Regions from separate parts of the Homo sapiens genome. Here region 1 is linked to region 2. A link is a loop called in an ENCODE intact Hi-C map of the cell type or tissue named here. Cell type or tissue: adrenal gland. All regions are shown on one strand. Links, peaks and the distances in the headings refer to the core of each region. The heading gives the core; the rest is flanking DNA. Region 1 holds the start of LOC124903927 (a long non-coding RNA gene). Region 2 has its middle 97 kb from the start of SHISA6.

Region 1 (16,088 bases), core at 8,003-16,002, 510 kb before region 2:
GCCTCCCAAAGTGCTGGGATTACAGGCGTGAGCCGCTGCGCCTGGCCTCCAGGCCACTTTTGACATGACAGTCCCAGGAGCAGCATCACCGACCACCACATATCCAATCCGAGGGAGAGGAAGGAGGAAAGGACTTCTCCATGGGGATGTCCTCACCCAGCCTCGAGATTGTGACTTTCTGGAAACTTTAGTAACAAATGCTGCCTGTGCCAACAGCTTAGCACTTGGTTATACTGTTAATTAATTCCCAGAATCTTAGACACTAGGGTGGCAAATAGGATTTTATGAGTGCCTGAGTGCCAGAGAAGATTAGCAAGAGAAAAAAAAAAAAACAAACAAAAAAAAAACAGAATGGAGAGGTTTCACTCTTGGACATGGAGTTTTGAGAAATCCTCCAGGGCCTGGTTCTCAGAGGGTGGTCCCTGGACCACCAGCATCAGTATCATCAGGGAACTTGCTAGAACCGTAAAACCTTGAGCCCCATTCCAGACCTGAGAATCAGAACCTGGAAGGTGGGGTCTGGTGAGGTGGGTTTCAGCCAACAAGCCCTGCAGAGCATTCCGAGGCATGTTCAAGTTTGAGAATCACTGATTTAGAGCCATGCTTCTCAAACCCCGCTGTGCCTGCCAGTCACCCAGGGATCTCATTAGAAAGCAGATTCTGATCCAGTCGCCTAGGGAGGGTTCTAAGACTTTGCAGTTCTGACAAGCTCCCAGGTGACACAATACTGCTGGTCTTTGGAAAACTTTGTGTAGCAGAGATCTAGGCCTGCATTTCCCAGACAAGCTTTATGATGAAAGTCACCTGGGTGCTTATTAACTATACAAGTTACCAGGTCTCTCCCCTGGAAATTCCCGTTTTGTGGATCTGGCTTTGGGCCCAGGAATCCGCTTTTTAAAACAACTGCTCTAAGAGTTTACCTTTAGGCAGATGATTAGAATCACCAGGGAACGTTTCAATGCAGATTCCCCAGCTCCAACCCAACCTACTGACTCAGAATCTCTGACGGTGCAGCCCTAAATTCTGAATTTTTTTTTAAAGAAAGTAAACCAGGCAGCCAGGCATGGTGGCTCACGTCTATAATCCTAGCACTTTGGGAGGCCTAAGCGAGTGGATAACAAGGTCAGGAGTTTGAGACCAGTCTGGCCAATATGGTGAAACCCTGTCTCTGCTAAAAATACAAAACTTAGCTGGGTATGGTGGTGGGTGCCTGTAGTCCCAGCTACTTAGGAGGCTGAGGCAGGAGAATCGCTTGAATCCGGGAGGCGGAGGTTGCAGTGAGCCAAGATTACGCCACTGCACTCCAGCCTGGGTGACAGGGTGAGACTCTATCTCAAAAAAAAAAAAAAAAAGTAAACCAGGCAATGCTGATGCCCAGCTAGGTTTAGAAACCCTTGGAATAGTTCAGACCTCTCGTTTTTCAAGTAAGGAACCGGAAACCTGGAGAGTGAGATGCCAAAGATTATGAAAGAAACTGGAAGGAAAGTGAAGACTGGAACAGAGATTTTCTCATTCCTGCTTGAGTGTTCTTCCAATGACTGTGTGTGTGTAGCTTTGAAAATACAAAGTATTGGGAATAGGAACTGTGATACAAACAAAGGTAAGTAGGACAGTGTAAGTCATGACTGCTACTCAGGGAGAGTAGAGGGAGTATTTAAAAATGCCCCTAAAAAGGTGCACAAAGGATAGGGGCGTAGCCACTGGTGGGTGGGGAGGACCAAGACAGCCTGAGGTGTGTTAAGATTTCAAGGGGAGATGGCTGGGCGGGAGTAGTGAAGGGGAGCCACATCTGCGGGCACACGTGGAAGGACAGGTTGAGTATCCATCTGAGGCGGCCTGGCGTGGTGGCTCACACCTGTAATCCCAGCACTTTGGGAGGCTGAGGCGGGTGGATCACAAGGTCAGGAGTTCGAGACCAGCCTGGCCAATATGGTGAAACTCCGTCTCTACCAAAATTACAAAAATTAGCTGGGTGTGGTGGTGGGCACCTATAGTCCCGGCTACTAGGGAGGCTGAGGCAGGAGAATTGCTTGAACCTGGGAGGTGGAGGTTACACTGAGCGGAGATAGCACCACTGCACTCCAGCCTGGGTGACAAAGCAAGACTCTATCACAAAAATAATAATAATAATAATAAGTATCCATCTGAGGCAAGTGTACTAAACTGATGGGCCGGGAGGGGGCATTCACAGTTGCTGGGCAGAGCAGTGACAGGTCAGAGTTGTGTTTCAAATAGGCCTAAGTAGGACTAAGTTGTATTAACTAACTTGAATGGACTCAGCTGTAACATTGTCTGTCTTGAACACTACACACTTTGGGGCCAAATGGTTGGTGAACCATGTGTACCCCAGATCACCAGCTCTTCATATCACCATGCAAGCCAAAAATTCGTTTCAATTGAGCCATGACATGCAGGAAGAGACTGCCCAAAATTGCTTCTTCCTTTTTCTGTAACACTTAATATTCAAACTGTCTTTTTAACTCAGCAACACAGGATGATTTAAACTATAGACCTAGTATTAATATTTCCTTACAGAGGTGGCAACAGCCACCAAAACAAACAAACAAAAAAGCTCATGTTCATCTCCACCCCCATATTTCAGACAGTGACATGAAGGCAATGGATTCTCAGCATTACAAGGCAAGACAGAACTTGAAGGAAGAAGGCTGGGAGGAAACCAATGTTGAATGAACACTGACTCTGTGCTCAGCCCTGAGCAAGCAGTGGAATGCCCCTGGGCTGTGAGCCACGAATTCAAATCCCAGCTTGTAGAGCTGTTCTGGGGGTTAGAAGTTTGGGGTCCCTCGTTGCTGCACTCGTTCCAGGTTTGGGGCTGGCGCTGCCCTTCTGACCCCTCCCTAAAGTGGACACAGGAGAAGGAGCGGGGAGAAGAGACAGGCGGCCAGGAGACACCCTGTTGAGGGCTCCCTCTGCTTGCAACAGGACCTGCTGAGGTTGCAGCTGAAGTGCTGGTCTTCCCAGAGAAAACAACCCCTCATTCTCAAAGGATGAGAGTGAGCCCTGCGGGGCTGCATGCTCTTGGCCATGGGAGATCAACTGTGGTCACATAGAGTGTAATCAGTGTGTATTTATGGATCACTCACTACATGCAAGACCGGGACACAGCCGGGATTTACTGTGGGGCTGAAAGCAAGTCACTTAAAAAGGTAAAAATTCATGTCCTTTTAATCTACTTTTCAGCAAGGAACATCACGTCTGAATGCTCGCGGCCTCTGCCTGCCCCGTGGGATGGTGCTGGAAATTATACTCATATTTAGATAGCATTCTCTGCAAGTGGCTGCTGTTGTCCTTCCATCGTCAGCACAGGCAGATGCTGGGAGTACCCACCTTGGGGTGAGGTGGCAAGAGAGGGCCAGCTTGTATCCGCCTCGTTGTCGTCCTTCCTTCCTGACTTGACTCTCTCCTCTGTGGCCTTCTCAGGAGTGGGATGTGGTTGTGAGGAGAATGTGCACTTTACCCCTCACCAGTCCAGAGAGGGGCACATAGCCCAAACCTCTCCCCTTCCCAGAAACCTGCAAGTCCCCCTGGGTGCGCCTGTGTGATGAGGCAGGCTCCGAGAGCCACAGGCTGGTGGGCCACTAGGAAGCAGTAAAGGAAGACATTTTATGATTGTAGCTGGAGATAATGAATTGAAAAGCTGGTCTCTGTTTCTGGAAATGATGCCAGGAGGCCCTCAAAATAAACGCCCACCTGTCCTTCAGGTCTCAACACCTGTTGCTCTTGGGACAGAGATCCCAGGCCCAAAATAGGCACAGCTGCTATGGATGCTCGTCTTGCCCTCCTGGAGCTGAGACTGGGCCATGTTTGGAAATATGTCTCCCTCCATCCCCTCCTCCCATCCTCATTTGGAGCCTTAGGGCTTTAAGACGTGAGCTCTTTCCTCGCTCCCTCTCCCCAGTCTTTCTTGGGTATCTCTGCTCCTCCCATCACCTGTTCCTGGGCATGGCATAGGCAGTTGGTAAATGACAGATGAATGAATACATGTACAAGGAAACACAGATCTGAAATTTCTAGCAGCAAAGTTTGGAGCAGGAAGCTCTGGCTGGCCCTGGGCTTTTTGCTAAGGGTGTTCTGGCTTCGCGTGGCAGCACCCCTCCCCACCGGGCCTTTGCCAGGACGCTCGATCCTCTCTTCGGGCTTCTGAGCAGTGTGAATTGCAAACAGCCATGCCCACTCCCCAGGCCAAGAAAACCAAGTTCATGGCCAGGATTGCTCACAAAAAAAAAAAAAAAAAAAGAACCACTTCTGCCTTATCATTCTCTCTTTATTACCGAAATGCGGAGACAGAAAGTCAACAGAGAAAGAATTGTTTTCCCCAAGGCCACACAGATTGCTCCAACACTTGACTTTTCCTGCTAGGAACTCAATCCAAGAGATGGGCTTTCTTTTGTTCTCTGACTATAAAAGGGTGTCACCTTGTCACCATCTTCTATCACACAGGACCCCTATGGGCTTGGTTTGGTTTTGTTCTTTCATCATTATTATTTGGAAAGTTATATTTCCTTTACTGTCCTTGAGGTGTGAGGCTTCACCTCATCTTGTCTCCATATCCCTGAGTCACTAAGGAGTCCTATGTCAATGACACCTCTCCATATGCTTTACCTAAGCTGCCCCTTCTCTCAGCAAGTTCGCGCCAGGCTTCCCCATGAAGGCCACCTAAGGGTGTCTATCGTCCCCCTCCTAAATCTCCCCAGGACTTTTGAACAAGGGCCATGTCCAGTTTAATGTCACACAAAGAAGACTCATCAAAGCCCAGGAGTTGGGAGTTCTTGCTCCTCACTGCCATGGAAAGCATGAAACATCTGAGATAAAAATAATCTGTGCCATCCCCTGGCTCCGGATGGACAGCAGTTGGGGCATGAGCGCCTCCAGAATGTCTCAGCATTGCTGAGGGTAACCGGATCGCCGCTCAGATCCAGCAGGCAGCCTCAGAACCTCCCAGCTGCTGTTGTTTTTAGCACCGGGATTATTGGTAGGGGTGTAAATAGACATCTGTGTTCTGGGTGGCTCGCTCACCCCACATTCCTAGGCACACTTGTTTTATTAAAGCTCTCAGCTGTCGGGTGATCCAGGCGTGGAGAAATGAAAGGCCGCCCTCACCAGCTGGTGGTGGACTGCAAACTGCAACCAGTTTTCCCCCATAAGGACATGTTACTCCTATTAGAAACTGTGTCCCTCACATGTCCTTAAGAAGCGGGCCATCTGCCAATCATAAATCGAGATCTCAGCCGTTCCAAATAAAGAAAGAGTCTACCCTCCTTGCTGGCAGTCCTTTTATAGTTGACAGATTTTTTTTTTTAATCTTGTGCTTGGCCATGTATTTCTTGTGTAATTAAAAAATTATAAAAGGTAATAAAAAATACAAATCCACTGCTAAGAGATTTAAGACTCAATAAAAATTTCAGAAAGCCAGAGGTTTCTGGATAGTATGAGGATTACAAGGAGAAGGTTAATAAATTCCATGTCCCAACACCAGAAAAAAAGAATAAAAGAGAAAAAACAAGGCTATTTATGAAAAGGAAAAGTAATTAGAAATGGCCCTTAATGGCTGAGTGTGGTGGCTCATACCTGTAATCCCAGCACCTTGGGAGGCCGAGGCGGGTGGATCACCTAAGGTCAGAAGTTCGAGATCATTCTGGCCAACATGGTAAAACCCCGTCTCTACTAAAAATACAAAAAAATTAGCCAGGCATGGTGGCGTGTGCCTGTAGTCCCAGCTACCTGGGAGGCTGAGGCATGAGAATTGCTTGAAACCGGGTGGCAAAAGTTGCACTGAGCCAAGATCGCACCACTGCGCTCCAGCCTGGGTGACAGAGTGAGACTCCTTCTCAATAAAAATAAAAAATATAATAAGAAATGGTCCTTAATTTGGAGAGGCTCACCCAAAAAAGTGAGCCTGAAGAGAAGGCGCCCTTCATTCTTTTGCCACCCTGTTCTGGAGCCCATGTACGAAAGAGCCAGTGGATATTGCAAATGAGCTAAAGTCACCCAAGTTCCTACTGAATGGTCAAAGGTCCTATCTTAAGAGAGGCTCTCTGAGGATGGGGTGGGCTGAGGTGGTGGACAAGAGGAGGGTTATAGAGAAACACCTGGAGGACGCTAACAGAAACAGTCGATCATCAAAAAGAAAACACGAAGCACGCTTTGGGTTCTATCAGCCCAGTTTCAACACAGCTTTACCCTGTGCGCCAGCTCTTTTGAGGGATTTCGCCTGTCTATGTGGCCGGCTGCCCCGGTAGAAGGTTAGTACTTTGTAGGGTAAAGGAGTCTTAGGATCTAGAGAGAATCCAGCTCTGCCATTTTGACCTTGAACAAATCACTGAGTTTCGTCTTTTCATCTGTAAAGTGGGTGATAAGGTCCATCTCCTCATCGCCAAGTCTGTATGCTGAGGGCACGAGAGAGTGCATGCCAAGTGCACATGGGTGGAGTTCAGTAAATAGTGGCTGATCTCATCCTCCTCCTCTCCATGGTCGGAGGAGACCCCCTCTCTGGCTCGTGTGGCACGGCAGCTCCTGATTTGGAATGGAATTGGTGCTTTCATTTTTTGCTTCTTAATAACACAGCTTACATTTTCTATAGTCGTGGGCATCCTTTTTTTATGGAATAAATGAACATGGGTGACTTTGGTCATAATATTCACTCTTAGAAAATGAATCTTTTCATTTATATCCTTCACAAAATCAGAGCCTAATAGAAATAGTCACAGGTCACTTCCAGCACCAAACTCCGCACCTTCTCCTTTGTGGGAAATGTCACACTTTGCCAATAAGTGGACACAGGGGGTTCCACGGCCCCAGGTATTTTCAAGTGCAGAGGCACTCCAGTTCTGCATAAAATGCATCAGGGGCCTCTTTTATTAATTCTTTAAGTCATAAGTTCTGTAAAATAAGTTTACTTCAACGATCTCTCGCTTACTCTTCCTTTCTGGTATGTACATATTTTACCACCTTTTTTTTTTCTTTTTGAGACAGAGTCTTGCTCTGTCTCCAGGCCGGAGTGCAGTGGTGTGATCTTGGCTCACTGCAACCTCCGCCTCCTGGGTTCAAGCGATTCTCCTGCCTCAGCCTCCCGAGTAGCTGGAACTACAGGAGGGCACCACCACACCCAGCTAATTTTTGTATTTTTAGTAGAGACGGGGTTTCACCATGTTGGCCAGGATGGTCTTGATCTCTTGACCTCGTGATCTGCCCGCCTCGGCCTCCCAAAGTGCCGGGATTACAGGCGTGAGTCACTGCGTCCAGCCTTTACCATGTATTTTTAAAAGATAAGGACTATCTTAGAAAGCATAATCACAAAATCACATTATACCGTGAAATGAACAATAATCTCATGTCACCATCAATATCCAGTCAATAGTCAAATTTACCAATTGGACCGTGTGTGTGTGTGTGTGTGTGTGTGTGTGTGTCTATTTTTTAACAGCGTGTTTGTACAAAGCAGTATCCTAACAAGGTCCACACAGTGCAATTGGCGGATAGGTCCACTAAGTATCTTTTAATCTACAGGTCTCCCTTGTATTTGTTTTATATTTTTTCTTTGCAATTTATTTATTGAAAAAGCTAAATGATTTGTTGAGTTCCCCCACATCTGGAGAGAACACCCCTTGGCCTTTCATTCTCACCTGAGTCAAACTAGGTCCCCTAATCTTCTGGAATCAGACAAAGAAGGGAACTTGGCAGCTATTGCTAATAAATTTACTGATGACAATAAACAAAGGATCCCAGGCTAGAAGATGCTCTTTCTAGTAGCAAGTCAACCAGATAGTTATTTGACTTCCTGCCTTCCTTCCCTCTTAAGGTAAAGACAAGGTTATCTTGGGTCAGGGGTGGGATTTTCTGTTGTGCAGCTTTGAAATAGTGCACACTGATCTAAGATAACAGTAGTAGATTTAGACTGAGCGCTTGAAGGGGCCAGCCTCTTTTTTATTCATTTATGTATTTTTGATAGCACAGTGCTTACATGAACAGCTGCCCAACAAATATTTACTAGATTTCAGATGTATTTCCCCACTAGAATGTAAAGAAGGAGAATGTGGGCCTTTGCTTTATAACCTTATTCAACTCAAGACAAGGGCTTTTCATGAGCCTACCTTTGTGTTTCCTTCATGTCATATTAAGAGATGACTCTTTTGAAAAGCTCTCCCTCCCATTCCCCACCAAAGCAAAGGTTAACCCGGAAGTTTTTTTTTTTCCTTTTTGATTTAAGCCAAAAGCCATCTCTCCCTCCGCACATGCACACACCAATTGAATTTACCGAGCCATCTGCTTACAAAGCTTTCACCTCCGAGCATACAAACCATCAAACTAGGAACCATTTCTGCATGGGGAAGAGGAAAACAAATACAGCAAAGCGGCCCCAGATTGAAACAAAGCAAAGTTTATTGCATGTGAAAAAGAGTCACATGGACATTAAGTATCAATGGTCAGGAATCAAGAAAATATACATTTTGCATATCTTCTGTCCTGCTCCAGAAGGGCTGGCTCACTCTTCACTCTCGTGGACCACCATCTAGGAAGAAAGTAGGCACCTGGAGTCAAGTCGGGTGGCAGAGACACATTCCCACCCACCACTTCTGCCGGCTGGCATCAGAGTTGCTTGCCTACTTCAGTGGGACACAGGATATTTTTTGGACCTTGGGAAAACGCACGATTGCACACATGAAGTCACCCCATAGCCTGAGAAACTGGCCCTCCGAAAGAGCAAGCCCCAAACGCTGGAGACCCAGCGACCTACTGTCGGATGCTGTGTGTTCAGCGGGCTCTGGAGGGGGCTCCTGCAGCAGCCTTTTGTTACCAGCAGGGGGCGCATGAAAGAGCTCAGTGGGACCCGCTCGCTCCTTTTCAGGATGGCGGTTTGTTTTGTTTTGTTGGGATACATGTGCAGAACGTGCAGGTTTGTTACATAGGTATACATGTGCCATGGTGGTTTGCTGCACCTATCAACCTGTCATCTAGGTTTTAGGCCCCACGTGCATTAGCTGTTTGTCCTAATGCTCTCCCTCCCCTTGCCGCCCCCACCCCCGGAAAGGCCCCGGTGTGTGATGTTCCCCTCCCTGTGTCCACGTGTTCTCACTGTTCAACTCCCACTAATGAGTGAGAACATGTGGTGTTTGGTTTTCTGTTTCTGTGTTAGTTTGCTGAGAATGATGGCTTCCAGCTTCATCCATGTCCCTGCAAAGGACATGATATCATTCTTTTTTATGGCTGCATAGTATTCCATGGTGTACATGTGCAGGATGGCGGTTTTTATTGTGACTCACAGACCAGGATTCTAGCGAGGGTCCAGTCAGCTAAGTGACTTTAAGCACTTTCTCTTCCTGAGCCTGAGACTCCCCAGCTCTAAAGTAAAGGGTTCTCTGAGGTTCCTTCCAGCTAAGAAGTTTCTACAGTCCCTGGGGGGGGGCTCCTCCCAGCTCAGCGACTCACCCTGCTGGAGGTGAAGTCTCGAGTCTTAGCGCGGAGCTTGTTGACTTGAGATTCTGCGATATCCGCACGTTCCTCGGCCTCCTCCAGCTCATGCTGAGCCTTTCGGAATTTGGTGAGATGAGCATTGGCTTGTTCATCCTAAAACCAAAGAGCCCAGGCAGGTTATATCAGCACGCGCCTCTCTCAGAACTCACCACGGGAAACAGCACGGTCTGCCTGCCGCAGTCAGCACCTATCTCACTTACAGCCTCCTCCGCCTGCCTCTTGTAGGACTTGACTTTCACTTGCAGTTTATCCACCAGATCCTGCAATCTCAGCACATTCTTCCTGTCCTCTTCACTCTAAGAATGAGAAAGTGGGAATGTCACTGGAGAGGAGGGGGCAGATTTGCACACGGCATGGGCAGCTTTCTGGGCCAAAGTGTTTCTTCCTGTGGTTTGATGGAGAATCTGCACGTCACAGAGGACACGATCATGGCGTTTGCGTTCCACTTACCTGGTACGTCAGCTCCTTGACCCTCCGCTCATACTTCCTCAGGCCCTTAACAGACTCTGTGTTCTTCTTCTGCTCTCCCTCAAGTTCAAACTCCAGCTCTCGGATCTGGGGGAGAGGGTGGGGAAATTAGTCTGGGGCTGCAGCGTGATTGGGAGGCTGGAAAGCTCAGCGCAGGCGGGGTTCCTCCTGCACACACCCTGGTCTCCAGTTTCTGGATCTGCTTCTTCCCGCCCTTCAGCGCCAGCTGCTCGGCCTCATCTAGACGATGCTGCAGGTCCTTCACCGTCTGTTCCAGGTTCTTCTTCATCCGCTCAAGGTGGGCGCTGGTGTCCTGCTCCTTCTTCAGCTCCTCCGCCATCATGGCAGCCTGAAAAGCACATGGGACTTGCTAGGATGCAGAGGAAGCTCCAGTGCCTTGGAACTGTCAAAACCTGGGGACCTCGGAGGACCAGAGACCATGCTAAAGAAAAAGGACAGGCCAGGCGCGGTGGCTCACGTCTGTAATCCCAGCACTTTGGGAGGCCAAGGCGGGTGGATCACCTGAGGTCAGGAGTTCAAGACCAGCCTGCTCAACATGGTGAAAGCCCATCTCTACTAAAAATACAAAAAATTAGCTGGGCGTGGTGGCAGATGCCCGTATTCCCAGCTACTCCGGAGGCTGAGGCAGGAGAGTTGCTTGAACCCAGGAGGAGGAGGTTGCAGTGAGCCGAGATCTCGCCATTGCACTCCAGCCTGGTCAATAAGAGTGAAACTCCATCTCGGGGGTGGGGGAAGAAAGAAAGAAAGAAAAAGGACAACGGGTGAGACTGTGATGAAGCACACTCTGCCACCCTGGAAGAGGGCCAGAGCTACACCCAGTAGATAAAATAACCTAATCAATGAGGCAATGAGAACTTTAGCGACAGGCTGGGAAACAGTTTCTTCCCTTTCTTAAGCTGGCCTCCTTTGAAACTCTCCCCTGCCCCAGGGAAATTCTTTTTTCATTACCACCAATATATATTTTCAAAGGAGCTTGAGACTTAGAGTAGTCTGACTTGATACTCAGCCTCATAGATTTGGGGATAGTGAGATTAAGGGAAGGCCTCTGGAGAATTAAGGCTGTACAGGAACAACAAAATCGCTTCGAGGTAAAGTTCTCCCGCCAGGCAGCAGGTGGCGCCATTAGCGCGGTGGGCCGCCGGGAGAAAGCCTCGGAGACCCAGGAAGGGAAAAATGTGTGGGATATTAACACCTCAGGTTCTTGTTTTCATATTTGGAATAAGTCAGATGTTGAAGGAAAGACATGCACACCTCTCCACAGGCAGAACTACTAGGATATAATCCCTTCCTGCCTTTTTTTCTTATGCCCTTCTTCTAAAGTGCAGGAGGGAACAGGGGAGTTTGAGCGGAGATGGGAGCCCTCGGGGAGCAGAATGTGCACCAGGTGTGGCTGGGGGAGACCGCACCTGTCTAACTATGTGAGGGCTTTAATGCAATGCAATCCCGGCAGCCCGAGGGCAGCAGGAAGGAGACGCCTTACGTCCGTGATGGCCTTCTTGGCCTTCTCCTCAGCGTTCCTTGCATCCCTGCTGGCATCTTCTACCTCACTCTGGAGCTGCATGAGGTCTGTCTCCAGCTTCTTCTTGGTGTGGATGAGGCTGGTGTTCTAGGGCAAGAGGAGGGCTGTTAACCAGGTGCGTATGAGGCTGGAACCTCGCCTCTCTTCCTCTCCCTCCCCTCACCTGGGTATGCAGCAGCTGCACCCTCTCGTTGGAGTCCAGGAGCTCCTGTTCCGCCAGTTTCCGGGCCCTCTCCGTCTGCTCCAGAGTAGCCCGCAGCTCCTCCACCTCGGCCTGCAGCAGGTTGGCTCTGCGCTCCACAATCGCCAGCTGCTCCTTCAGGTCCTCCTGGCCCCGGAGGGCATCATCCAGGTGGAGCTGCGTATCCTAGCCAGAGAAAAACGAACATTCTATTTGAAGTTGAGGCGTTAGGACCACGAGCCTCATCTGCATCTCTGAGTTTTGTTTGTTTGTTTGTTTGTTTTTGTTTTGTTTTGTTTTGTTTGTTTTGAGACAGGGTCTTGTTCTGTCACCCAAGCTGGTGTGCAGTTGCGTGATCTCAGCTCACTGTAACCTCTGCCTCCTGGAAAGCAATCCTCCCATCTCAGCCTCCCAAGTAGCTGAGACCACAGGCTTGTGCCACCATGCCTAGCTAATTTTTATTTTTTTTGTAGAGATAAGGTTTTGCTATATTGCCCAGGCTGGTATCAAACTCCTGGGCTCAAGTGAGCCTCTTGCCTCAGTCTCCCAGAGCGCTGGGACTACAGGCGTGCACCACTGTGCCCAGCCTACATTTCTGAGTATGTGAGGAGGAGAGAGGTTTTTCCCCGATGGGTTCTCTCAAACCTTCAGCTGTCCCTGGACACTCCTGAGGTGTTTGAGGGTCTCCGCCGCCTGGCGGTTGGCGTGGCTCAGCTGGATCTCGATTTCATTCAGGTCCCCCTCCATCTTCTTCTTGAGCCGGATGGCTTCATTCCTGCTCCGCACCTCGGCGTCCAGGGCGCTCTGCATGGTTTCCACTGTTCTCTGGTAGTTCCTCTTCAGCTGCTCGATCTCTTCATCCTTCTCGGCGATCTTTCTATCAATTTCTGATTTCACTTGTGTCAATTCAAGCTGGATTCGGAGGATCTTGGCTTCTTCATGCTCAAGAGCAGCCTTTAAGAAACAAAAGCAAATCAAATAGTGTCTGTGATGGTATGGAGCCAGCTCCACTACCCTGCAGGATAACAAAACTTCAATGGAATAGTCCTAAATCTAATCCTACAATAGTCACAATTCACTTTTTAAATGTCCCCAAATTGGCCGGGTGCAGTGGTTCACACCTGTAATCCCAGCACTTTGGGAGGCCGAGGGGGGCAGATCACCTGAGGTCACGAGTTTGAGACCAGCCTGACCAATGTAGTGAAACCCTGTCTCTACTAAAAATACAAAAATTAGCCAGGCATGGTGGTGCCCGCCTGTAATCCCAGCTACTCGGGAGGCTGAGGCAGGAGAATCATTTGAACCCAGGAGACAGAGGTTGCAGTGGGCCTAGATTGCCAGCATGGGCAACAAGAGCAAAACTCTGTCTCAAGAAAAAAAAAGTCCCAAATTTATCTTCAGTGCAGAAATAAAAGCACGTTTCATTGCTTTTTGGTTTTGATTATACTATCAACCAATAATAATGTTTAAATCATATTTCTTAGGAGCATAAAGCACTTTCTAGATATTTTTAATTCATGTAATATTTTGTAAAATCTCATCTTTAGGCCTATTTAATATGACAGTCTTCTCCAATAAATTTAAGATAATTCACAGGTATTATTCAGCCTCACAGTTTTGCTGTGTGACGGGAAAGCAGCAGGCATTAGGACTGTGATTTGACAAAGGCAAAAATGGAGACACAGCATGGAGCAGCCAGCCTCCCTGGCCGTGGCTCACCATGGCTGCATCTGCGCCTGAGCCTGCCTCCCAGCACTCACCTCTGCTTCCTCGAGAGCCAGCTGGATATCAGCCTTTTCCAGCTCAATCTGCTTTCTTGATTTCTCCAGTTCATGGATGGTTTTGCCATTTTCAGCAATTTGTTCTGTGAGATCTGCTATCTCCTCTGTAAAGAAGTAAGTTTCAGTTGCATATGAGCGCCTCTGCGTGGGTTTCCAGACATGCAAAGCATTGACTCAATGCTTTTTACCTGGTTTATTATAATCCTAAGGTTTCCTGCTTCCTAGAGATAAGATATTGTACAGAGAGAGGCTAAAACGTAACCCGTCAGATGGTGAACACTTTCTGCATGTGCATTAACACACATGTGTGCAGGAAACTGAGTGATGAAGCCACACCCACGCCAGCATGCTCTCGAGCAATAGAGCATGAAAGGAGGAGGTTTCAGAGGGTTTCGAATAGCTTACGCTCTAAGTTCTTATTTTCCCGTTTCACAGTTTCAAGTTGATCTAAGGCTTCCTCGTAGGCATTTTTCAGTTTGAAGAGCTCAGTGCTCAAGGAGCGGGACTCCTTCAGGGATGCCTCCAGCTCTGCTTGGCTCTCCTCACACTTTGTCTTCCACTCTGCCAACACCTGAAACACCGGACGGAAGTTCTCTCCGTTTCTGAGCTCTCCTCTAGGTTTCTAACAAAATACTAAATAACTAAATTAAATGCAGAGTTAGGGCTACACTTGGCATCACTTGCCTGGCTCCTTGTTGTCGATTATTGGGCTAATCAAGATTCTGTTCCATAAATGTACTCAAGGTAATGAGTCAGGAACAATTGCCATCTTGAAAAAGCAAATAGATCCTTTGAGAAGGAATTAGCTGGGCATAATTGTCCTTTTCCTAATATAAAAAGGGCCCTGTACTTCTAAATATTTCATTAAAGCATTGGTTCCAATCAACTTTATCTGCCATCTTGAAAGAAGGGCTTCCAGAAAGCCTCCCAATAGGATCTCAGCTTAGACAGACCAGTAGTACGGAAAGGAAAAATGCTTAGGACTGCACGGACATTGTAGAAATTGGTTTGTTTCCACGGACAACATTTGAAAGGGACCTCTACCCCCAGCCCATTCCCATTCTGTTTTGCAGATGAGGAAACTACAGCCCGGTGAAGTTCAGGGACTTGCCCAAGGCCACACTGCTGGTGAGGGCAGAGTCAGGTCCGGGATGCATTCTCCTCCTTCCACGGCTGCTAGGAATCCCTTACATCATGGCATTCACCCAGCACACAGCGGACCCCACACCTTGTCAAAGTTCCTCTGCTTCTTGTCCAGAGCGGCGGCCAAGGAATTGGCTCTTTCAACATCAACCATCAGATCCTCCACCTCTCCTTGCAGCCTCTGCTTGGTCTTCTCCAGTGAAGCACATTTAGCATTCACTGCCTCAACCTGTTCCTCGGAATCTTGAAGGCGCTGAGCAAGTTTTTTCCTTAAAGAATATGAAAGAGAAGCAGCTGTTATTTCAGTTTCCATCCACTTGAACATCACTATTCATCAAGTTGGAATCACTAATCTATGTGATTCAGACACCCATGTGTTTTTATACGCCCAGGAGAATTTCCTGTCTACTCAAAATCTGGGATCAATAACTTGCCTTGTGTCTGACCAAGATCAAAGCTGTTTGTTTTAATAAAATGTGCTAACGCCAGGTCCCTCTAATGGCCCAGCACCGCATTTAAAGACACATGAGATGGGGAAACGCCTAGTAATAAAAATAAATTCATCGAATTCATTCCTAAGTAGTTCTTCTAAAAGCAAACAGAGCTGCGCACTTGGCCTCCTCCAGCTCTTCTGTGCGCTGGATGGCGTCCGTCTCGTATTTGGTTCTCCACTGGGCAACCTCACTATTGGCCTTGGACAGCGCCCTCTGCAGCTCAGCTTTGCCTTCCTGCTCCTCCTCATACTGTTCCCGCAGCAGGTCACAGTCGTGGCGGGAGGACTGCAGGGCGTGCGCCAGGGCGTTCTTGGCCTGCAGAAGTTAAAAAGAGAAGAGCACCTGATATATTTAGTGCCAGGTGCATGATACAATCCAAGTGTGTCCCTTCTATCACCACCTTCTGAATGAAGTTGCCTTTTATTTTTTCCTCCTACAGGTGATATTTAAAAATAAGGGCAAAGAAGTCTTCCTTCAATGGTGTACCTTGTTCTCTTCCTCCAGCTGCCTCTTGAGCTCTTCTGTTTGCTGGGTAAAGGCTTGCTTGCTCCTGGAAAGTTGGGATACTATGCTTTCTTTTTCTTCCAGCTGACGACTCAGCTCACCTGTGTCCAGAAGGAAATAGTTTCATTTCATTTATTCACTCATTCACTCACCAACTTTCTATTATGTGTAGGGCACTGTGCTAAGATCTGGGGAGACAGAAAATGATAAGATATGGTTTCTTCTTCAGGGAGAAGGTATATGGTTCATGAAAAGGAAACTGAAAGCAGAACTGATAAGGTATTGTTGTAGGCCAGGTGCAGTGGCTCACGCCTGTAATCCCAGCACTTTGGGAGGCTGAGGCAGGCAGATCACAAGGTCAGGAGTTTGAGACCAGCCTGGCCAATATGGTGAAACCCCATCTCTACTAAAAACAAAAATTAGCCGGGCGTGGTCATGGGCACCTGTAGTCCCAGCTACTTGGGAGGCTGAGGCAGGAGAATCAC
Region 2 (16,088 bases), core at 5,420-13,419:
GGGCATGCTTAGGGTCTTAGTCCATTCAGGTTTCTATAACAAAATACCTTAGATGGGATAATTTGTAAACAACAAAAATGTATTACTCACAGTTCTGGAGGCTGGGAAATCCAAGATCAAAGTGCCAGAAGATTCGATGTCGGTAAGGGCCTGTTCCTCTTAGATGGTGCCTTCTATGTGTCCTCACATGGCAGGAAGGATAAATGAACTCCCTCAGGCCTCTTTTATAAGGGAACTACTCCCATTCATGAAGTCTCTACCCTTGACCTAGTCACCTCTTGAAGTTCCCACCTTTTAATACCAACACACTAGAGATTATATTTCAACTTATAAATTTTGAAGGACGCAAACATTCAGACCAGGGGCACTTAATCATATCATTCTCTAGTCTGCCAATGGATGCATCTGTCCCCACTTATGTTCCACTCAGGAAATGTACTTGCTCAAGAGACTTTCACAATAAATCAAACCAGGAAAATTATTTATCAGGCAGACAGCGTGCCAGAGAAGGGAAGTCTTTGTGCTGCAGAAAAACTGACAGTGACCTTTGAAATCCTTATGCAGTTTGTCCAAAAAACTCCAGAGTGTCCTAAAGAATGGAGTAAGTTAAGAGAGATAAGATAAAAATTCAGAAGGAATATAACACCTCAAGAAAAATGAAATTTTTGGGAAAGATTCTGAAGAGAATTGTAGGGGCACTCTCTTTAGTAGAGGGAGGGCTGTTGTTCACCTGCTAGATACAGGTGTGTGCTGGTTAATTATACTTAGTTCCTTGATAGACTGATACTGCATTGGTTGCAATATCTGACTGGTACGTGCCAATGACACAAGGAAACAACAGTTGTTAAGTATTTTGAGTATCCTTCCTGGATGTGGGGAGAGGGTGTGCAGAGGCAATGGAAATGCTGAAAGGAGCACCATGAGAATGCTCAGGGAGTGTTAAAGGCCTTTATGAAAGCGTGATTCTAGAAAGTCATCTTGTTTAGTGATGGTGCTATTCCTGACCTTGTCAACCTATATACTCACCCTCCTTCAGCTCCCATGCTGGGGGAATCCAATATCTAGTTTCATGCTATCAAATGCATGCAGGGCAGTGAACTAAGAGGGTTATAATATAAAGACTTCTTGGTTTTTGAAATATGCAGCCATTTAAATCATCAAGTGAAGCCAGATAGCTTAATGGTGATTATTCTTTGCAATTCCTAGAAAGTAGCCTCTGGTAGTATGTAAAAGGCCTGGGAACAGGGACTTTCTGAGAAAAGCCCCAGTTGTCAAACTCTCTGCCAAGAATTAGCAGCAGTAAGTAAAAGATGGAAATTATTATTTTTTTCTCTTTATTTCCAAATCATTTGTCAGTGTTCCCAACACCATTTGTTAAATAATCTACCACGTACCTACTAATCTGAAATGCCGCCTTCATCATGAAACACATTCTCATATGTTCTTGGATCTATTACTGGGCTTAGTTTATTCCTCCTTATTTTCTGTGAAGTACAGAGTTTGAAATATATCTTTTAAATCAAACTAATTAATTACACATTTTAGCTTTTTAACCTTTTATATTTTGCCTATTGATCTGTCAAAGACTTAAAGAGGTATAATATGTTTCCTGCCACGATTCTAATTCTGTCAATTTCTCCGTGAATATAAACTATTTTGCTATTACATATTTTGGTGTAAAATTATTCTCCAGATAAAAGTTTGTGTCAGTTATATATTAGCTGCAAATTATAACTTTTATCAAAACAAAATGAGGCTTCCAGTTTAAAAAATCATAGAGAAAATGTGTTTTGGTTTCTGCCTCTTCTCGAAATCGTTCCAAAGCAACAAAGAGAAACTGAAACCTAAATTCCATCTTTGGTGAAACCCGTAGACATCTCCAGCCCACATTACAGTAAGTGGAGAAGGAAAGTCAATAGGCGAATATTAAATGACTCAGCAATAGGAGAAAGGCCAAACTTACTTATAGTGGAGGGGGAAACTGATAAGAAACAAATCATTATGCTTGGCCAGGTCCTGGAAAGCTTTAGGAATTGGATGCTCCAAATGCCAAAGTCAGAGGTATGGTAGAGCTGATAACGAGGGGGTTATTTGAAAGTCTGTACAAAAAGCAGTTATGTCCAATATTCTCTGCTCTGCCTACCACTATCCTGCATAGTCAGGCAGTTACTGCCAATATAAAGCAAGAGACAAATATTTTAAAACATGGAACCAGAGAGCCTGTAAACTAAGCCACGTTAAACATCGAGAGGCACCAGGGTGAGAGGTAGAATTGAAAATAGAAGAGTTAAGTAAAAGTCTGCATACTGAATGAAACGAACACCTACCAGATTCAGAATTCTGCATGGTGGGGTAGAGGAACTAAACCTTCTACACACACCCAAAGAAAAGACCTAACTACTCTGATATTTGGATTCCCAAAGGAAAAACCAGCTGGTTTTTTATTTGCCATAGAATGAAGTCAACCACTTCCATCTATGTAACTTTCCATTGTTATTGCCTTACTCTTAAATATGAGTGGAATCATATAAGCTGAGAATCACCATATCTCTAAAGAAAGCTTCTGGTATTAAAAAAAATCGAAGCAAAAAAAAAGAGGGAAGAAAGAAAATCAGCAATAGTAGAAACAATGCAGGAAACAAACTTTAAAGAAATTGTAATTAATATTCTCACAGATAATAAAACAATACATCTGTATAATAAGTATAGGATGCTCTTTACAAAATGGGGGAGAAATTAGAGATCAAAAACAACTTTTGGAAATTAAAAACATGATAACTATAATTTAAAGCTCAATAGAGTTTGGAAAACAAAATTTAAGGGTCTGTAAGAAATTAGAACAAATGATAAAGAAATAGAGAAGAGGGAGGAATCCTAGCTTTAGAAAGCAAAAAATTAAGGAAATGTAGGAGAAAATATATCAGGGGACTAATGAAAATTAACCTTCTTATAACTAAAAGATAAGAGATTCTAGTTTAAAGTGTACCTCGCATAATGCATGATAAGATGCTCACATCAGTTCACACAACTGATGTGAAATTTCAGGACCATGAGATAAAGAGAGGATTCTGGGGTTGTTAGTTTTATGTATCAAATTAACTGGGCTAAGGGCTGCCCAGATAGCTGGTAAAACAATATTTCTTGGTATGCCTGTAAGGGTGTTTCTGGAGAAGATTAACATTTCAATCAGTAGACTGAGTAAAAAAGACCCACGCTCACCAGCGTAGGTAGGCACTATTCAGTATGTCGAGGGTCTGATGGAATAAAAAGGTGGAGGAAAGGCAAACTCTCTCTTCTTGATCTGGGACATCCATCTTCTCTTGCCATAGGACACTAAAGTTCCTGGTATTCGGTTTTGTCCAAATTATATAACTGGCTTTCTTGGCTCTCCAGCTTGCATATGGCATACTGTGGGACTTCTTGGCCCTTATAATCGAGTGAGTCAATTCCCATAATAAATCTCCTTTTATTCATATCTATCTAGATATCCTATGGTTTTGTTTCCCTGAAGAGCCCTGACTATTATAAACCCAAAAACATAGAAGATGGATTGAGAAATGGGTCACAAACAAAGGATCAGGAGTCAGAATAGCACCAGACTTCAGAAGAGAGGAACTAGAAAGAAATGGGGCAAAGACTTCAAAAATCTGAGAGAAGTATTTTCTAACCTAGAATACCAGACTGGCAAAGTTTTCAATTAAGTGTTGGGTAGAAATGCAAAAGCCTAAAGAAAGCAATAATTACCGCACATCTTTTTCTTTTTCTTTTTTTTTTCCTTCCAGAAGGCAACTGAAGGATGTGCTTGGACCTAATTTTGGTAGTAATCCAAGAAAAAGAAAGAGAGGACTCAGAAAACTGGAGGAGGGAATAAAGGGATGTGACAAAGCTAAGTCCCAGGCTGACAGTCTGGCAGCAAGCCTAGAAAGCAGTTCATTTACATGGGAGCAGAAGGGTAGAGACTCTAGTGGTGATGTCTCCTGAAAAAGGCTTGAAATAATAGAATATATGCCAGATTTAAACACATGGAACTTATATTGAGAAATATCTTACAGAGCTTTTGGTATTTATGGAAAAACTTAGCCACAAGTTCAAGAAAGGAAAAGAAACTAAGCAAATACAAATAATGAAGCAAGCATTGATTCCGGGCAAATATGTACAAGAACATAAATATTCATAATATATAACTGGTTAAGCAGTTAGCACTATTCACATAGTAATGGTAATAAAAACGTTGGTGACTGATTCTGTTAGCTACTTTGCCAATTCCTACACCCCTTTTTTCCTATCAAAATATCAATTTTGTTCAGGCAGCAATGTGTCTATCTGAAAATCTGTGCAATGCTAGATTATCTTGCAGTGTGAGATAGCCATGTGACTCGGTGCCTGCTGAGACATGTGCTAAGGGTTCCTGGGGAAGTTTTCATTTTCCTTTCTCCTTCTTGTACCTCTTCTTTTTTCCTTCCTGCAACATGGATATAATGCCAGAGGTGCAGCAGCTACCTTATGATCATAAGAAAACACACACACGTATACACACACACACACACACACACACACACGGCAAAAATGAGAAATAGAAAAACAAAAAGATCTTGTGTCTCTGATGACAACACAAAGCAACTACATCAGCGCTTGACTGCCTGAAAGCTACTATTCAGAGTGTTTTCTGTTATTTGCAACCAAGCTCATTCGCAACTAATACAATACTGGATGTGGACATAACCCCAAATTGTGATATAACTACATCAGAAGAATGACATCAGTATAAACTGGATATAAAATAAAAACATAAACAAAACCTCAATTATTTGCTGGCATTGTAAGAAGCCAGAGCTACTGATCAAGAGATATCAGCTTATGTTCATCAATTTTAACATGGAGCTACGTGTAAGAAACAGCTAAAAGATTTGAACAAAGTTGCTTCTAGGGTATTAAAGAGGGTGAGGTGCAGGGAACTGATATATTTGTTGTGTCTTTGTCTCAGTCTTCTCAGGCTACTATAACAAAATATCATACACTGAGTGGCTAAAACAACAGGCATTAATTTTTTCACAGTTCTGGAGGCTGGGAAGTCCAAGATCATGGTGCCAATGGATTTAATGTCTTGTGTGGGCGCTCTTTCTGGTTTGCAGGTGGCCACCTTCTTGCTGTAGCCTCACATGACAGAGAGAGGATGCTGATCTCTTGCTCTTCTTATAAGGGTATTAATACCATCATAGGGGTCATACACCCATGACTTCATCTAAACCTAATTACCTCCTAAAGGCCCCACCTCCACATACAATCACACTGGGAAGTTAGAGCTTCAACATATGAGTTTGGGGGACAAAGACTGCTATGCACTAAATAAACATTCAGTGCATAGTTGCACTTCTACTGCTTTTATCTGTAAGTTTTTTATTGTTTGTTTGTTTTTTAAGACGGAGTCTCACTCTGTTGCCCAGGCTGGAGTGTAGTGGTGCGATCTCTGCTCACTGCAACCTCTGCCTCCCAGGTTCAAGCAATTCCCCTGCCTCAGCCTCCTGAGTAGCTGGGATTACAGACATCTTCCACCACACCTGGCTAATTTTTGTATTTTTAGTAGAGATGGGGTTTCACCATGTTGGCCAGGCTGGTCTCAAACTCCTGACCTCAGGTGATCCACCTGCTTCAGCCTCCCAAAGTGCTGAGATTACAGGTGTGAGCCACCACACCCAGATTTAGTATTTTGAAAGACATACTCTGTTGCCATTCTACTGCTTTTATCTGTAAGTTTTCTTTAAAAAATTCATTTTGAAAAGGATTTCTTAAGCTGCATTTCCTTAATTGTCAGAATCAGGACTGGAACGTTAATCCAGTTTTTATGTGTAAAACAGCACATAGAATTTTCTTGTCTTTTTTATTTCCTGTTTTTTTTTTTCTTCTATCTTTGGTTTTCTTGCTTCATGACCCACATTTATTTTTTTCACAATTTATTTTTGAGATTTTACTTTGTCAACTCGTTTATTCTTTGATTCATATAAGACACCTTGTTCCATGTATTGTACTAGAAAATAGGTTTAGAGAAATGTACATAATCCTTGTCCTCCAGGCATCTGAGCTACCAGGAAGTCATTATAGTCTAGGGCAAGTGATAAAGCAAAGGTATACCCATATGAAGGAGGAAGTCCTAGGAAAGTTATGGATTTTCAAAAACCTGGACTGGCTTTTCAGGGAAGATTTCCTGGTGGAGGTGACTGTTGAGCTGAATCTTAAAACATAATGTTGATTACTTAGTCCAAAAAATGGAGAGAGATCTTTTCTAGGCATAGGGAACAGAATGTATAAAGACAAGAAAGCAAGAGAATGTCTTGGGTTTTAGGTAATTACAAATAGCTTAGTGTTGCAGAAACTTGGCAGGTGGTATTAGGTTGGTGGAAACGTAATTGCAATTTTTGCCATAAAAGTAATGGTAGCAGATCATTCCAGCAGGTCACAGAGGGCTTTGAAAGTCACTTTCAAGAGGGGTGCTACTGAAGAACCTTAAGCAGGGTGCAAATGGAACAGTGAGGAGGGTAGGAATGAGAATGGAATGCAGCAGGCCTTTTCATGATATTTAGGACATCTACAATAAAGGTGATTCCAATGAAGAGAAAGGTTTAGAATGGAAGAAATGAGTACAGTCAGGAGACCTCAAGCCTATTTTCTTAGAGGGACAGAAGGAGGCTATCTCTCCATGTGTTGCTCCAAACTGGCCCAATCTCTCCGTAGCTCAATACAAAAAAAAGCCCCATTAAAAATGGAATAAGACATTCCAGTTAATATGATGAAGAAACATCATCTCTAAGAACTCCTTGTCACAGCCCAGTGGTTTGAGCGAGCTGTCTTTTGAGGAGTACGGGATTCAGGCAGAAGCCCTGAGAAGGTAGAAGTGGCTTCAGACACAATTTAATGAGGACTATGAGATTGCAAAGAGATTGGATAAACCTTCTTTCCCCTTCTTCAAATTCTCTTTGGTCCCTTGTGAAGTCTTTCATTTTTAATACATAGATAGTGTAATAAGATTTGGCAATGTTAGGAATTACAGGCAAAATCATGGTTTCTTAGTTTATCCCAGGGCTTTGACCCTATCAAGAGTGGTGTGGCTGATGTGGGTGATGGTGGCTGAATAGCACATGGGTAGATGAAGGTGGAAGTCCTTAATTTGGTATTTCCATTCCATATATGTTACACATTTTATAATCGTCTTGAAGTCCTTGGGTTTTCTGTTCTTTTCCATTCTTTTTTCTCTTTGCATTTCAGTTTTCAAATTTCAGTTGATAGCTCTTCAAGCTAACTGATTCTTTCCTCAGTTGAATTCATCAAAAGAATTCTTCATTTCTATTATGGTGTTTTTGATTTCTAGCATTTCTTTTTAGATCTTTGTTAGAATGCCTATCTCTCTGCCCATATTACCCATCTGTTCTTGCATGTTGCTCACGTTCCCATTAGAGCCCTTAGCATATTAACCATAGTTGTTTTAAATTCCCAGTCTAATTCCAAGATCTCCGCCATGTTTGAGTCTGCTTCTGAGATCTGCTCTCTCTCTTCAAACTGGCAGTGGGGGGTTGTCTTTTATGCCTTGTCATGTTTTGTTGCAAGCTAAACATGATGTACTGGGTAAAAGGGATCTGGTACTGGTTCCCACAGAGTTTTCTGCTCCTGGGCTTTGCTCCACTAATTGATTCTCTGTATCTGACTGTTCATCCTTCCATTTGGGGGGCAGCTGCTTGCCCTATGCTGGGTTTTCTGATTGCTTTAAGAAGAGCTGTTCACTTTAAGTTTATTCAGCTTTTTCTCTTGTTGTGTGGATGGAAGAGACAACTTCCAAGCTCCTTACCTGCTGGACTGGAAGCCCAAAGAAGTCTTTAATTTGGAATTCTATTCACCAGTTTATGAACAGCACTGAAGGATTTGCTTTTAGAATTTTAAAATGAAAGTTTTTAACCACTCACTTGTATTCTTACTTAGTGAATGACAGGGAAGAACTAGGCTTTTGCCTTCATATGAGGATGTTTAGTGAGATCCAGTTCTCTTCTTATCGACACAGAACTTTAGAGGACTCTGTGTCCCATTTTGCAGGTGAGCACAGCTAGGTTCAGACAGGTAAAGTGATTTTCTAACTTTGCATAGCCGAAGAAAGGTCTTGGGCCCAAATCCAGGTCTCCTGAGTGAGTTCAGCATTCATTCCATGTCTTATATGTCACCCTGGTCCACCATCCCAAAGTCAATGAGAGTCCTTTAACCTTCGTTCACAGAGATGATAGTCACATCGGCAAAGAATCTGGAGGACAGGTGTGGGTGGCCTTATTAGAGAGTGAGAGGTAAGGAAGTGATACTAGGAAGACTCAGAGCCAAGAAGCAGCATTCTGATTAGAGAAAGATGTGTTTTGAAAAGGAAAAGGGACTTGGAGGCTGTAGGAATGTGAGTCACCTTCCTTGTTACTCCCTGGAGTTCAGCACCCTGCCCAAATCCGGCAATTGTCTGCACAGCAATGCCCTCTAGTGGTTTGAAGAAAGAGATCCTTTTCCCAAAACTTAGCTACAGTAGAAACTTCAAACTTGAGTCTCTGGGAGGGAAAGAAGCTGTCCTTCCTCCATGCTTCTCTTTGGTTCAGAGATTTGTCTAAACAGTGTTTTTCTCAAAATATACTTTCTAATGTATTTTTATTCAACAATCTGAAGACATTTAGAAACGTGAGTGATGGAAAGCATTAACCCATATGGAGAACCATATGTACCTAAGCTTGAGGATGGGAGAGGGAAAGCCACAGAAACACACACACACTAAAGACATCCTGGGATATGCACACGTAACTACAAATACTTGTGGTGGTTAAAGGTTTTGTGAGCCTTAAAGGTTATGAAATTTGGGAAGCTCCCTTTGATAAAAGAAATATAAAAATACAAATGCAAAATTAGATACAGAGCCATGAAAGGGTCTCCTTCATCAGCTTCATAGTGAATAAACTTCACATGTACCCATATGTTTGTGCACACGCAAAGAGGAAATTAAAGTGTAGAGTTACTTTTATTTTTTATGCTATTCCTGAAGTCCTATAGCTAGTGAGAATAAAATCACTTTGGAAAGCTGCACACTTATTTCTATGATGTTACCATTGTTTAGAATTTATCTGGAATTACAGGAATTGCCTTCAGATCCTGTGACATATTCCTCAAAATACCATTAATCATGGTAACTTTTATCATTTCAGTGCAGATTCATTTTTATTTGAAATAGCCAAGGCCACACAGAGCCTATTCTGGTAAGTACTGAGATAGGTAGTTAGGCCGGATATGCTGTTTTTGGTCAAGAGTAAAAAGTCATTTAAATAAACCATCAAACTATTTTTCCCATTTATTGCTTCTGTGCTAGTCTGTGAACAAGCTTCTCTGAAAAGGAACTCCAACATATTTTTAGCAATAAAAAAAATCATTTGGATTCGGAATGTAGATGGTACCCACGAGAATGTGACACGGTCTTACAACTATATGAAGATAATTGACCAGGGGCCCAGCCACTGAAGTGTGAAATCCATTTACCTGTTCACACAGAGGCCAGGCCTCCCCGGGCTGCTCCCAGCTCAGAAAAGAACGTAGCAGGGACTGAAGGAAGACTCATCCCTAGCAGGGACACCTCTTGATGACCAGCTTTGGCTCAAAGACATCCCAAGACTTTGCTGAACCATTTGTAGACTACACAGAAATCTAGGATGTTTCCATCAAACCTTCTCTTTCTCCATCCTTCACTCAAGGTCAAACTTGCCTCATGGTCTGATGTTTCTCCCAGCTTGCCTCCCTCTGATCCTACCCCACAGGTATTTCCTTCCTGCAGGCATTTTTCTTAAAAGACCTTGCACATTTGATCTCGTTTTGGTTTTTGCTTCTTGCAAGACTTCCAGCTTTCCACAGTAATCACTTTGAAGAATGGCGTCATCTTTGTTCTCTCTGATATCTACGTAATTGTAACAAAGAATCTGGATCCATTTTCTTGTGTTTAATTGTTGACGGCTTTTATATCTCCTTCCTTCCTCTACTCCTTGTGCCCCACATCTGGAAAGAGAGATAATAAAGCCTGGGCCCTTCCTCCTTAGCTCTAGCAGGAAATTCAAACCCTATAACCCCCTGCCCCAGCACAGGAACTTTCACCTTGGCTCTACTCCCCAACCACCATTAAAACTCAGATCAATCTCCTTTCTTCAATCTCTCAGGTTAGTTTGGACCTGCTTGGGAGGCCTGCCCTGATCTCCCAGAGAACTCAATTATATAAGTAATAAAAGTTTTCACAGTCTCTTGATGAACATGTGGCATCATCGGTTGCAACATCTAAACCAGTTTGGGAGGGAGGTCTATCCCTCTTGGAAGGTGGCCACAATAGTAATAAAATGTTGCTAGTTACCAAATATTGGAAGTGGTTAGTGTCTTAGTCATCTCAGGCTACTATAACAAAATGCCACAGACTGGGTGGCTTAAACACCAGAGATTTATATCTCGCAGTTCTGGAGGCTGGGAAGTCCAAGATCAAGGTGTTGGTGGCAGATGTGTTTCTTGGCAAAAGCCCATTTCCTGGCTTGCAGGTAGCCTTCAGCTCATTGTGTGCTCACTAGACCTTTTCTTTGGGCATGGACATGGAGACAGCGAGGTCTCTCCTCCCCTCCTTATAAGGACACTGTAGGAGTGTCCTATTTATAATCCCACTATGGGAACTCCATCCTCATGACCTCTTCTAAACCTAATTACCTCCCAAAGGCTCCACCTCCTCACACCACAACATTGGGGGTTAAGTCTTCAGCAGATGAACTTGGAAGGATGCAAACATTCAGTCCATAACAGTTACTCCGGTCCACTACGAAAAAGAAAATTTGCAACGTACCCTACATTTTCAGTTGAGGGGGTCACTAGCTATGCAGTCAGTCCTCTTCCTTCAGGGTGTGTAAAATGATGCCATTCAGAAAATCTAGCACTGCCCACCTACTCCCCACGCACCACTCTAATATAAAAAGATGGCTGAGAGAGAGAGGAGGTGGCATTTTGAAGAAATGTCATGTTTACAAAAAGTAGCTCTCTCTTCTCTCCAAGGCTGAGGGAAGGCGCCACCAAGACAAACCACCACACAGTGGGAAGTGCCTAAATCTTTTCTCCCTCCACTAATTCTGGGATGAGAAGATCATCTTGTCAGAAAGGTGACAAACGAATGGACTGGCAAACCTAATTACCAGTAGGGCATGTCAATAAAGGTAGAAGAGAGAAGATACGGCTGCAATGGGGGGAGACTTCCGTGGGGGAGCCAGAACTCCTCACATTTTCATGTGGCAAAGATGTGTAAGTTTTCTAAGACATAAAGGTAGATAGCTCCAGATATCTTGAAGCTATTTCAGCCTATAAGGCTGCAGGCATGGTATGGGGGACAAAGAAGCAAGATGGGATAGGCCTGTAGTGAGTTTTGGGAGGAGGGGGATATATTGAAATTGAGAAACAAATCCAAAGGAATGTGCAGGCAGTGGGTCCCCCAGGGCTCTCAGAAACACCAGCCAACACCCTCTCTGAAATAACCAGTATTCTTGGAATCTGACAGCTATGTGTCTTGGAGACTTGATACACAGTTAGAATCGATGGCTACTGGCTGTCGGAAAACAGACAAAAGCCAACAGAAAGAAGTGGTGACTTTGCTACGGGTCAGCCAATAAGGGCCCCGTGGCACTCCTCTCCTTCCTTTGGGCTATGACATCGATGCGGTATGTGCCACCTCTATATTCAAGCCACGAGCCACAAGTGTAACCCCTATAGGCAGGGATTGGTGAGGAGGACCTTAAAATGATTATAAAATTAACCATCAAAATAAACAACACTGAATCTAAGAGAAAGGATGTAAGACGGATCTAATAACTAAAAGTGATCAAAGAACAATGGAATTCAACTGTGCTATCGGGAGGAGAATCCACTATCACGTGGGGGAAACGTTGAATGAAACACAAGTCGCAGCAGAAATTGAAAAAAAAATGATTTCGTGTTTTCGTTTTAGTGAGCTGACACTCTTTTTTAAATTAATTTTTTAAACTACAGGCCAGGCGTGGTGGCTCACACCTGTAATCCCAGCACTTTGGGAGGCCGAGGCGGGTGGATCACCTGATGTCAGGAGTTCAAGACCAGCCTGGCCAACATGGGGAAACCCCGTCTTTACTAAAATACAAAAAATTAGCTGGACATGGTGGCGGGCGCCTGTAAACCCAGCTACTCGGCAGGCTGAGGCAGGAGAATGGCGTGAACCCGGGAGGCAGAGCTTGCAGTGAGCCGAGATCGTGCCACTGCACTCCAGCCTGGGCGACAAGAGTGAAACTCCGTCTCAAAAACAAGTAAATAAATAAAACTACGAAAACATTTTCAAAGAAATGAGAAAACATTACCTTTAATTTGATGCCCCCCTATAGATATATGCAATTAATTGCTTTCCCGTTTTTAGACAAGTTAATTTAAACTAGGTTATGTCCATTACGTTCAGCCACTGGGCTCGTACTCACATCTCTCCACTTTGAATATCTGTCCTCCCAGTTCAATTTGTATCTCAAAATTTATAATTTTATATTGCTAGAGAAACAAAACCATCTTTTTTTCTCTTCCTTCAGGGACTCTGGGGAAGAGAATGGGGAAGAGAATGTCCCTTGGCTAAGAATTTAATCTAGCTCTTTCCAGAACTAATTACAAAACCTCTGTGAGGCGTTTGGGTAGTTATAAGAGCAGTTCTTAAGCGGCATAAAGCTGGAAAATGGGCCCATTTCTTATTTTCAACAGGTCCTAGGAGTCACAGTTTGAAAGGGTGGGAGTACTTACATTGTTCAAAGGTAAATTACATAAGGTGTTAACTACATGGAGAGAAGAGGCTTTGAAAACTACGGGGATATTTAAAAAGTATTTCTCTTCCATTTTATGGGCTTAGACTAATAGATCTGATAGTTAATATTTATCTTTGAGAGCTGTGTGTACGTGCAGTGGAGAAAAGTGTGGTTGATGAGTGCAAGGTTGCAGGGAGAGCCCACAGCTTCCAATGAGCAATCAATAGGCTATGAAGATTGTCTCCAACTCACTGTGGTATGGAGACCCCAAGGGGACCGGATGAGGAGTGTCCAGGCCAGCTCGGGACGATTCTGTGGGACTGGGGATGCCAAGTCCACCATCAACTCTCTCTGGGATACTGTCTTAAATGGACTGAGAGCTAGATAAAAGTTCTGCTAGTGGGGAAGGAGGCAGCTACTGGTTTGAGATCAGTCTCTGCAGGGAGGAAGAACATTTTGCTGAAATGAATAATGAATCACAGGAAGGAGAATAGGGAGAGATGCTTCTCAATAAGGAGCAGACCCCCAAAATAAGGGTGTATGGCTAGGAATTAGGGGAGCCCATAAGAGCATCCCTATACGGATTTCATATTGTGTTTTTCCTTTGTATTATGGCAACGGAAATTTTAGATATCTGTGCTCTTGTATTATGGTTTCCTTTTGTTATTACAATCCTGCAGAACAGTCGACATGCATACAGACATATACATATATATCAAAGGAGATCAGAGGCGTTCTGCATGTTATGGCGGTAGACACATGCACATATGCCTACCAGCAGTGTTGTGAAGAACAGCATAATGAAGGAAGTAGGGCCTGGCCAATTTGCCCTTCTGAGGGTGCCACGCAGAGGAAGAGGCATCCTAGAGAAAACCTCCTTCCCAAATAAACGGTCAGAGGCCCAAGATAGAGCTGGGAGCCGTGGGAAGCAAAGCAGAATGGTGAGTCTTGGAAGGCTTGTAAATGAAGCCCTTTCTCCTTCCCCGTATACATGAAAAGCAGCTGACCTTTCAAAACGAGAAGAGGCTGACGTGTAGGTTACTCTACTCACTCCTCGGGACCATCTTCTCAAATGCCACATCCTTTACTAAGCTTTCCCTGAGCTCATCCAAGCTGGAAAAAATTCTTCACACCTCTGAAAGCTGAGAGCCCTTGATTTGGGCCTCCCTTATGGCACTGAACAATTTCTGCTTTAAAAAAGTTATTTTGGAAAGCAACTCCTTTGTTCAGATACCTTTGGTTTGCCCCCCACTCCCCCCAGCCCCACTTCACTTTTTATTCTCTCCATCCCTTTTTCAGCTGAGCGGCTGCAAAACACCAATAGACCCACATACTCTCCAGCGTCTGCGGGAATGGGCCTGGGAGGAGCTGTCACAGCGGGAAGAAAAGAGGTCGGGATATGTAATACCTCAGTGCTTTCCCTGAAAGGTCACCTCATGGTGACTACATACGTCTTTCAACTGAATGTCACTCCTTTCAAGGTGCCTGAAACGGTAAGACCCTATCCCTTTGTGTCTGGAATTGGTTCCTTCCCGTGGGTCCTTGGTCCTGCTAACTTCAAGAATGAAGCCGAGGACCCTCGCGGTGAAAAAGTTCTTAAACATTGCACGTCCGGAGTTTGTTCCTTCACGTGTTCAGAAGCGTCCAGAGTTTCTTCCTTCTGGTGGGGTTGTGGTGTCACTGACTTCTGGGGTAAAGCCCCACACCTTTGCAGTTAGTGTTACAGCTCTTAAAGGAAACGTGTCTGGAGCTGATCATTTCTCCCAGCGGGTTCGTGGTCTCACTGGCTTCTAGAGTGAAGCTGCAGACCCTCGCAGTGAGTGTTACAGCTCATAAAAGTGGCACGTCCGGAGTTGTTCGTTCCTCCCAGTGGGTTTGTGATCTTGCTGGCTTCCGCAGTGAAGCTGCAGACCTTCGGCATGAGTGTTACAGCTCATAAAAGCGGTGAGTCCAGAGTTGTTTATTTTTCCCAGTGGGTTTGTGGTCTTCCTAACGTCAGGAGTGAGGCGGCAGATTTTCAAGGTGAAGATTACAGCTCACAAACGCAGCGCGCAGTCAGAGTGAGCACTAAGATTTATCGCAAAGAATGAAAGAACAAACCTCCCACGACCTGCAATAGGACCGAGTGCGTTGCCACTGCTGTCTCTGGTGGCCTGCTTTTATTACCTTATTTGGCCCCACCCACATCCTGCTGATTGGTCCATTTTACAGAGTACTGATTGGTCCGTTTTACAGAGTGCTGATTGGTCCATTTTACAGAGTGCTGATTGGTCTGTTTTTACAGAGTGCTGATTGGTGCATTTACAAACCTTTAGCTAGACACAGAGTGCTGATTGGTGCATTTATAATCCTTCAGCTAGACAGAAAAGTTCTCCAAGGCCCCACCCGACCCAGAAGCCCAGCCGGCTTCACCTCTCACCTTTCCAAATTCCAGCATCTACCACCCACCTTACTTCTGAAGGGGCTAGGGATGATAATACCTCAGTACTACTTACCCAGATAACCACAATGCTCCTTAAGCCTCACCTATATTCATTCCTCTGCAAGTAGATCTTCAGCTTAACTTACTCTGTGTATACTAAATGTTTATTATTGGTATGTTACCTTGCACATCCTCTTCCTATACTATAAATAAATTGAGAGCACATTAATAAATGCTTGCATTATGCCTATATCTGACCACGGCTAAAAGAGAGTCTTGTATATTATAGGTGCCGGATAACCATTTATTTAATGATATGCCTACTTGTCTATTTCTGGCACAGAGTTTATCAACCTTGGGGCTACTGAAACCTTCGGCTGGGTGGGACTCTTTGCTGTAGCGGGCTGTCTGGTGTGTTTGGCAGCATCCCTAGTTTCTGTTTACTGCATACCAGTAACACTCCAGTCCCAGTTGTGACAACCAAATATGTCTGCAGACATCGTGAAAAGTCCCCTGAGGAGCTGTATCACACCCAGTTGAGATTCGCTGCCCTAGATGTTTGCTACTTATGCCGTTTTAGCATTCTTGTTACCAAAAACAATACCTTTACTTTGTAATAGTAGTTCATAATCTACATATATGTGTATACACAAGCACACCATGGCTGAATGCACATATTGAATTCCATAAACATGAATCATTCAAAGTTGCAGAGTCTGACATATACAAATACATGTGCACATGTGAAAAATGTATTTGAAAGGGGCTGTCAAAGTTAGGAAATCAAAGACAGTTTTTCTTATTTTTTCTTCATTATCGAATGGAAAAAAAATCACCTA

What was found. Hi-C counts contacts between places; a loop is a spot of excess contacts. Peaks named below come from ENCODE experiments on the same cell type or tissue, not always from the same donor. Only the 100,000 strongest peaks of a DNase experiment are listed, where the experiment ranks them.
Region 1: it touches region 2 in a loop (4-fold over the local background); 5 of 110 quality-filtered maps call a loop at or near these places.

What each region holds. Positions count from the first base shown.
Region 1 is chr17:10,620,150-10,636,237 of GRCh38, forward strand. It overlaps MYH3 (myosin heavy chain 3), which reads right to left. Exons shown (of 41, transcript NM_002470.4): 29 at 15,586-15,704; 30 at 15,218-15,414; 31 at 14,691-14,874; 32 at 13,868-14,033; 33 at 13,442-13,566; 34 at 12,327-12,635; 35 at 11,664-11,867; 36 at 11,462-11,587; 37 at 10,139-10,309; 38 at 9,943-10,047; 39 at 9,693-9,788; 40 at 9,448-9,585; 41 at 8,383-8,530. The coding sequence ends at 8,504. It overlaps LOC124903927 (a long non-coding RNA gene), which reads left to right and starts at 10,483. Exons shown (of 3, transcript XR_007065620.1): 1 at 10,483-10,519; 2 at 11,432-11,615; 3 at 14,536-14,699. It overlaps MYHAS (myosin heavy chain gene cluster antisense RNA), which reads left to right. Exons shown (of 11, transcript NR_125367.1): 11 at 2,603-5,391. RefSeq lists enhancers at 13,963-14,122, 15,818-15,937. In adrenal gland, for the core only: a CTCF peak has its summit at 11,113 (motif pointing right); no DNase peak of the experiment used is centred there.
Region 2 is chr17:11,136,323-11,152,410 of GRCh38, forward strand. No RefSeq gene overlaps it. Among named protein-coding and RNA genes, the nearest start is that of SHISA6, 97 kb to the right of the region's middle. RefSeq lists an enhancer at 13,827-15,026. In adrenal gland, for the core only: a CTCF peak has its summit at 8,488 (motif pointing left); no DNase peak of the experiment used is centred there.